2 separate regions of the Homo sapiens genome follow, and region 1 is linked to region 2. The links are chromatin loops, found by intact Hi-C in ENCODE. Cell type or tissue: heart left ventricle. All regions are shown on one strand. Each heading gives the region's core, and the rest is flanking DNA. Links, peaks and the distances in the headings are about the cores only.

Region 1 (4,393 bases), core at 92-4,091, 48 kb before region 2:
TTCACAAGGTTTGTTTCTGTGCTCCCTAAAGGAATTGTTCTTTTCTTGAGCCCTAAAGGAATTTCGTAAACTATGTACTGGCTTGCACATTTTTCAGGTTGACAGCTAAGATTTTTCATCATGCTTAAATCATTGCCAAGTGTGCAGTTTCTGAAGTGTTTTACATATTGCAACGTTTTAGAATATAACTGCTAAGATTCTGTTCTAAATATATGTTCAATTAAATCTAAATATCAGGCCGGACGCGGTGGCTCACACCTGTAATCCCAGCACTTTGCGAGGCCGAGGTGGGCAGATCACGAGGTCAGGAGATCGAGACCATCCTGGCTAATACGGTGAAACCCCATCTCTACTAAAAATACAAAAAATTAGCTGGGTGTGGTGGCGGATGCCTGTAATCCCAGCTACTTGGGAGGCTGGGGCAGAGAACTGCTTGAACCCAGGAGGCGGAGGATGCAGTGAGCCGAGACCGTGCCACTGCACTCCAGCCTGGCGACAGAGTGAGACTCTGCCTCAAAAAATAAATAAATAAATAAATAAATAAATCTAAATATTACAATGACTTGATACCCTCCACCATCCATTTATTTATTTAATTATTCATTTATTTTTTGAGACACAGTCTCACTCTTTTGCCCAGGCTGGAGTGCAGTGGCATGATCTCGGCTCACTACAACCTCTGCCTTCCAGGTTCAAGTGATTCTCATGTCTCAGCCTCCTGAGTAGCTGGAATTACAGGCATGTGCCACCACATCCAGCTAATATTTGTATTTTTTAGCAGAGACGGGGTTTCAACATGCTGGCCAGTCTGGTCTCGAACTCCTGACCTCAGGTGATCTGCCCACCTCAACTTCCCAAAGTGCTGGGATTACAAGCATGAGCCACTGCACCCGGCCTCCATCATCCATTTAAAATATGTATGTATGATAGAACAACCATACAGGAGATCAATAAGGAAACAGAGAACCTAAACAACATTATAGACCAATTGTCCCTAAGAGTATATATAGAATACTCCACCTGATGGCCGGGCGTGATGGTTCACGCCTGTAATGCCAACACTCTGGGAGGCCGAGGCGGGTGGATCATGAGCTCAGGAGATCAAGACCATCCTGGCTAACATGGTGAAACCCTATCTCTACTAAGAAAAATACAAAAAAATTAGCCGGGCATGGTGGCGGGTGCTACTCAGGAGGCTGAGGCAGGAAAATGGCGTGAACCCAGGAGGCGGAGGTTGCAGTGAGCCGAGATCGCACCACTGCACTCCAAGCCTGGGTAACAGAGCGAGTCTCCATCTCAAAAAAAAGAAAAAAAGAAAAAAAAAGAATACTCCACCTGATAGCATCCGAATACACATTCTTCCTAAACACACACTGAATATTTTCCAGGAGAGAGCACATGTTAGGTCACACAGAAAACCTTAACAAATTTGAGAAGATTGAAATCATGCCAAATATTTTTTATGATCACAATGAAATCACACTAGAAATCAATAGCAGTAGGAAAACTAGAAAACTCACAAATATGTGGAAATTGCACAACACACTTTTGAACAACCAGTGGGTCAAAGAAGAAACCACAAGGGAAATTATAAAGTATCTTGAGAAAGGCCTGGCATGGTGGCTCATGCCTGTAATCCCGGCGCTTTTGGAGGCCGAGGCAGATGGATCACGAGGTCAGGAGATCGAGACCATCCTGGCTAACACGGTGAAACCCCGTCTCTACTAAAAAAAAAAAATACAAAAAAATTAGCCGGGCTTGGTGGCAGGCGCCTGTAGTCCCAGCTACTCGGGAGGCTGAGGCAGGAGAATGGTGTGAACCCGGAAGGCAGAGCTCGCAGTGAGCTGAGATCGCGCCACTGCACTCCAGCCTAGGAGACAGAGCAAGACTCCATCTCAAAAAAAAAAAAAAATTGAGAAAATAAAAGCAAAAACACAACATACCAACACTTATGAGATGCAGCAAAAGTAGTATAAAGAGGGAAGTTTATAGTGGTAAATGCTAAATTTAAATAAAAGAAAGATGGCCGGGTACGGTGGCTCACACCTATAATCCCAGCACTCTGGGAGGCTGAGTGGGCGGATCACCTGAAGTCAGGAGACCAGACTGGCAACATGGTAAAAACCTTGTCTCTACTAAAAATACAAAAACTTAGCGGGGCCTTGTGGCATGTGCCTGTAATCCCAGCTACTCGGGAGGCTGAGGCACGAGAATTGCTTGAACCTGGGAGGCGGAGGTTGCAGTGAGCTGAGATCGTGCCACTGTTGTCCAACCTAGGCGACAGAGCAAGACTCCATCTCAAAAAACAAAACAAAAGAAAAAGAAAAAGAAGAAAGATCTCAAATTGACAACCTAACTTTACACTTTGAGGAACTAGAAAAAGAAGAATAAACTAATCTCAAAGTTAGCAGAAGAAAGGAAATAATAAAGTTTAGAGCAGAAATAAGTAAAAGAGAATAGCTGGGCACGGTGGCTCACACCTGTAATCCCAACACTTTGGGAGGCCAAGACAGATGGATCACTTGAGGTCAGGAGTTCCAGACCAGGCTGGCCAACATGGTAAAACCCTATCCCTACTAAAAATACAAAAATTAGCTGGGCGTGGTGGCATACACCTATAGTCCCAGCTACTCGCGAGGCTAAGGCAGGAGAATCACCTGAACAAGGGAGGTCAAGATTGCAGTGAGCCAAGATTGTGCCACTGCACTCCAGCCTGGGTGACAGAGCAAGATCTGTCTCAAAAAAAAAAAAAAGAAAAGAAAAAAGAAAGAAAAGAAAAGAAACAGAAAGTAAAATTGTATTCACTGTGGGGAGGGAGAAACAGTTGTTGTTCAAAGGGTATAGGGTTACAGTCGTGCAAGATGAAAAAGTTCTGGAGATCTTTTGTACAATGTATATACGGTTAACAATACTGTAATGCACACTAAAAAAAGAGGTAAATTTGTGTCTTTTTTACCAGTTGACAGATAGCGATAGATAGATAGATAGATAGATAGATAGATAGATAGATAGATGATAGATAGATAGCAGATAGGTAGATAGGTAAGTAGATAAATAGATGATAGATTGATAGATACATAGATGGATGGATGGATAGATAGATAGAACCACCCCCCTCCCCCCGCCACCAACAAGACATGTTAACTCATTCTTTATCATTCAGTCAAGGTAGCATAGTAGGCCGGGCACGGCAGCTCATGCCTGTAATCCCAGCACTTTGGGAGGCTGAGGCAGGTGGATCTCTTGAGGCCAGGAGTTTGAGACCAGCCTGGCCAACATAGTGAAACCCCTTCTCTACTAAAAATACAAAAATTAGCTGAGTGTGGTGGCGCCAGCCTGTAATCCCAGCTACTGGGGGTGGGAAAGGAGGAACAGTACAACACCTTGAGTGCCACCCTGTTCCAGGGCAGATCAATTTTAGAAGGCTGAGGATCTGTAAGTGGATGCCAATAAAACTATTGTGCCTGTGCATCTTTTTGGAAAGTCTTAAGCTGTTCCCATTTAAAAACTGCTGATGCCCAGTTCTGCAGGGTGGGTTTCCTACTGGGATCTCCCTCAGTGCAAGAGCAGGGGAGAAACCAAGGAACTGGCAATGTCCCCTCCAGCAGCTGCAAGTCATGGCTTCCATTCCACCTGGCCTCCCACACTCCTTCTTCCTTGCACCTCTACTTCTCCATCCCACAACTTCTGTCTGTATCGGGATAGTCTACTAATGAGAATTCAGAGCCTCAGTGCCACTCATGGCTCAAGACTAAGGGTCATGGGGGTTCCCTCTCTTGGCTTTGGAGCCCCCCTCCCTCTGTCTCTGTATAGGGGAGCTTCTTCCTTCTCCCTTCCTTCTTGTCCCTCTTGCCTATTAAACTCTCCGCTCCTTAAAACCACTCCACGTGTGTCCATGTCGTTTTATCTAAACTGGCATGAGCACCAAGAACCCTGGTGTTCCTCCACTCATCAGAGCCGTATCATTTTAGTGCGTTGGCCAGGAAAGGAAATTCGTTCATCAGACTGAGTCAAGGAAACTTATTTTAAGCTATTTGTGGCCTTTAATAATTGAGTAAGGTGTACTCCTATGAACAAAATTTGGAGCATGTTTATTTCTCTGCCTGGTTCCTCTAGAATTTGGAAACTATCTGAATCAAGCTTGACAAGCAGAGCCAATAAAAGCCGCTTTGGGAGAACTGGCCTCATACCTTGTCTACACAGTCTCTGGACAGGGTTCCTAATCTGTAGTCAGTAAAGAATGTCATTTTTTAACACGTCTGGGAGCTCCGAGTTTATCTTGGGACCTCAAGAGGAGAGGATCACCCAACTAACAGGTATTTGAGGTTTGTATCCTCAAATACAAACTTTAGGCTTTAATAGTCTTATCTGAAATTCCTTGTGAAACAGAGTT
Region 2 (4,393 bases), core at 90-4,089:
CAGCACTTTGGGAGGCCGAGGCGGGTAGATCACCTGAGGTCGGGAGTTTGAGACCAGCCTGACCAACATGGAGAAACCCCGTATCTACTAAAAATATGAAATAAGCTGGGCGTGGTGGCACATGCCTGTAATCCCAGCTACTCGGGAGGCTGAGACAGAAGAATCACTTGAACCCGGGAGGCGGAGGTTGCAGTGAGCCGAGATGGCGCCATTGCACTCCAGCCTGGGCAACAAGAGTGAAACTCCATCTCGAAAAAAAAAAGGTGGTCCTGCTGCTATGAATAGATAGCTCCATGGACCCAGCAGGGGTTAGGGTAGAGGCTCCCACTTATGCCTCGGTGGGCTCTCCCACCTGCGTCACACCCTGGCTAGTGACCCAGTCAGACGTGCTGGGGACCCTGGCTGACCACCTGTACCAGGGGCAAGGAAGGAAGGAGAGGGGAGCATTGTGAAGCAGGGCAGGATGACTCTTGAAGGTGGAGACAGGCCCTGGACAGCTCTGGGACCCTTAATGGTGGCAGCAGCCCCCAGTCATAGGCCTCATTGTGTGGGCAGCCTGGGACAGCTAAGATCCCCATGAGGTCTCTTTAAAGGATTCACTAAATGCTCCATTTAGTCTTGGTTTGTTTTTTTGTTTTGTTTTGTTTTTTGAGATGGAGTCTCGCTCTGTTGCCTGGCTGGAATGCAGTGGTGCAATCTTGGCTCACTGAAAACTCCAACTCCCTGGTTCAAGCAATTCTGCCTCAGCCTCCTGAGTAGCTGGGATTACAGGCATGCGCCACCACACCCAGCTAATTTTTGTATTTTTAGTAGAGACGAGGTTTCACCATGTTGGCTAGGATGGTATCGATCTCCTGACCTCGTGATCCATCTGCTTCGGCCTCCCAAAGTGCCGGGATTACAGGCGTGAGCCACCACGCCTGGCGATTTTGTTTCTTACCCTTTAGTGTAAGGTGATTATCAGCTGAAGATTTAAACACATCCATGAGGAGATGGGGGAAGGGGTTCCTTCAGAAAGTCCTAAAGCTTTCCTCTGGAATTTTTTTTTTTTTTTTGGAACAGAGTTTCACTCTTATTCCCCAGGCTGGAGTGCAATGGCACGATCTGGGCTCACCACAACCTCCACCTCCCAGGTTCAAGGGATTCTTCTGCCTCAGCCTCCCGAGTAGCTGGGATTACAGGCATGCACCACCACGCCCGGCTAATTTTGTATTTTTAGTAGTGATAGGGTTTCTCCATGTTGGTCAGGCTCGTCTCGAACTCCTGACCTCAGGTGATCTGCTCGCCTCGGCCTCCCAAAGTGCTGGGATTACAGGCATGAGCCACCGCACCCAGCATCCCCTTTGGATTTTAATTCAAAGCACATACTCTCAGGAGTTTAATTTCAAGAGGAAAGCCAGTTCAGACAACAGAGAAGAGAAAGGAGGTGGGGGAAAGGTAGACGGGAAAGATAAAAGAAGAAAGGCCCCTAATGTTTTCCTCAGCACTGCCAAGGCAGGACCTCACCCTCAGCCTCTGACCCCTTTGTGATAAGCAGGAGTCCTGGGGCCTGGCCAGATAATTCACCCATGGGGGATGTGGGCAGATGGCAGCTCTCCAGAAGCACCAGTTAAGATAGCTTGAACCACAGACCTGACTACCTGCCCTAACCCCTCCCAGCTCCCACCTCTACTGCTGCCCCTCCAGTTCCTCCACTGAAGCTTCGTAAGGCTCCCCAAACAGAGGTTTGGCCTCCCAGAAAGCAGGATGTACCAGGAATATCCTCATCCCTATCCTTTGGAGCTCACAGAGGCCCAAAGAAGTCTGACTCTCAGGTCTTCCTCCCCAGTTAAAGGCATTACCAGACACCATTCTGTGAACCCTCTCTCCCACAAGAAAGGCCTTCTTCTAAGCCCCACCCAGGCTCTACAGAGGGTGCAGGTTGCAGGTGCCCTCCAGGCAGAGTGCACTATGTGTGCTGCCTGAGAGAATATAGCATGTTCCGGCAGAGCTTCCACCTGGGCCTACCCCAGAACCCACCTTGAGGTAGCCAGCAAGGAGAAGGCAGTTCAACCTAAGCATGGGGAGAACAGAGTCAGAAGAGTCTGAGAGGCAGGGAAGAGCCAGTGCTTCCAGGAGATGAGAAGAGACCTAAAGTCTAGAACAGAAAGGCTTGCAGGCACTGAAATCCCAAAAGCACCCAACTCATCACCCCAAGAAAACAAGCTGCTCCAGGATTCTGGCAGGGATGAGGATTGGCAGTGTGGACACAGCTGGGTTGGCAGTGTATCCTGACCACCAGCTTCCTGCCAAGTGTGTGTTTGTGCCAGTCAGCCTGTGGCAGACACAGCAGCAGGTGGCCCCAGCACATGCGCAGTGGCCATGGGGAGTGAGATCCCTAGGTCTGACTCTTTGGGGGACATTAGCCCTGCCATGGGTGAGTGGGGAGGAAGTCAATAGACTAAGATTATTGGGGGAACATAGGGGCACCCGATCCCATGCAGCCCATAAAACTAGAGGGGTACAGGACGTGAGTATTATGAAGTTTTTCCTAGTGGAGATATGGGAGGGAGCAGGGAGACAGACTGGAAGTGGCCTAGGTAGGAAGTCTGACCTAGGTGTGATTCTTGAGTTGAAGACAGGGAGAAAGTGAGTTGTTATTTCCTAGCCATTACTAACCAGTAGTGGCCAGACACAGTGGCTCACACCTGTAATCCTACCACTTTGGGAGGCTAAGGTGGGAGGATCACTTGAGCCCAGGAGTTTGAGACCAACCTGGTCAACATGGTGAAACCCCATCTCTATAAAAAATACAAAAAAAAAAAAAAAGGTCAGTTGCTGTGGCTCACACCTATAATCCCAGCACTTTGGGAGGCCAAGGCAGGAGGATCACCTGCAGTCAGGAGTTCAAGACCAGCCTGGTCAACATGGTGAAACTTCATCTCTATTTAAAAAATAGAAAAATTAGCCGGGAGCAGTGGAGGGCGCCTATAATCCCAGCTATTGGGGAGGCTGAGGAACAGGAGAACTGCTTGAACCCGGGAGGTGGAGGTTGCAGTGAGCGAAGATTGCACCACTGCACTCCAGCAGGGCAACAGAGCGAGACTCCATCTCAAAAAAAAGAGATTTTGGCCAGGCGCGGTGGCTCACGCCTGTAATTCCAGCATTTTGGGAGGCCAAGGCGAGTGGATCACTTGCGGCCAGGAATTCGAGACCAGCCTGGCCAACATGGTGAAACCCTGTTTCTACTAAAAATACAAAAATTAGCGGGGCATGGGGGCAGGGGGCCTGTAATCCCAGCTACTCGGGAGGCTGAGGCAGGAGAATTGCTTGAACCCAGGAGGCAGAGGTTGCAGTGAGCCGAGATCACACCATTGCACTCCAGCCTGGGCAACAAGGGCAAAACTACATCTCAAAACAGATATATATATAGATATATAGATAGATATAGATATATAGATATATAGATAGATATATAGATATATATAGAAGCTGGGTGTGGTGGCATGTGCCTGTAGTCCCAGCTACTTGAGAGGCTGAAGTGGGAGGGTCACTGGAGCCCAAGAGGTCAAGGCTACAAGGCTACATTGAGCTGTGATCACACCACTGCAGTCCGACCTGGGTGACAGAGTGAGACTCTGTCTCAAACAACAACAACAACAACAACAACAAGCTGGGCGCGGTGGCTCATTCTTGTAATCCCAGCACTTTGGGAGGCCGAGGCAGGTGGATCACTTGAGGCCAGGAGTTTGAGACCAGCGTGGCCAACATGGTGAAACCCTGTCTCTACTAAAAATACAAAAATTAGCCGGGCATGGGGGCAGGGGGCCTGTAATCCCAGCTACTCAGTAGGCTGAGGCAGGAGAATCTCTTGAAACAGGGAGGCAGAGGTTGCAGTGATTTGAGATTGCACCACTGCACTCCAGCCTGGGCGACAGAGCAAGACTCCGTCTCAAAAAAAAAAAAAAAAAAAAAGAAACAAAAACACCCCAAAACAAACTAACCAGTAGAAAGCGAGATGTTTAGAGAGATGGTGGAAAGCTGTATAATACATCAAACTCAACCTGAGCTCCATTTTCTCTGCCCACCCAGGGCTTGCAGAGGTTGCAGGCATCGTGATGGATGCCAGGCAGTAAATACCTATGCATCTGCTGCCTAAGTTTTGTAATGGCTGGCAGCCAGATTAACTGCACCAGATCATCATCCACACCTCCTGCTGAATGGAGATGCAGCTGCACCAGGCACCACAGCTGCTGAACCCAGGTGCTATACACCATACCCAAGCTCAGCTGGGTCCCCAGCCCTAGCTGACCAGGCTGTGTGGCTGCAGGTCAGGGTGCCCCACCAAGCATCAGTCTGCTCAACTGTAAGCATCAGGTGAGAGTTTAGACATAAAAATGCTTGTAAAATATAA

Evidence for each region. A loop is a pair of places that touch in the nucleus more often than their neighbours do. Peaks named below come from ENCODE experiments on the same cell type or tissue, not always from the same donor. Only the 100,000 strongest peaks of a DNase experiment are listed, where the experiment ranks them.
Region 1: it touches region 2 in a loop (6-fold over the local background); 6 of 110 quality-filtered maps call a loop at or near these places.

The regions. Positions count from the first base shown.
Region 1 is chr1:153,599,951-153,604,343 of GRCh38, forward strand. No RefSeq gene overlaps it. Among named protein-coding and RNA genes, the nearest start is that of S100A16, 11 kb to the right of the region's middle. In heart left ventricle, for the core only: no CTCF peak of the experiment used is centred there; no DNase peak of the experiment used is centred there.
Region 2 is chr1:153,647,761-153,652,153 of GRCh38, forward strand. No RefSeq gene overlaps it. Among named protein-coding and RNA genes, the nearest start is that of SNAPIN, 8.7 kb to the right of the region's middle. In heart left ventricle, for the core only: no CTCF peak of the experiment used is centred there; a DNase peak (open chromatin) is centred at 2,321.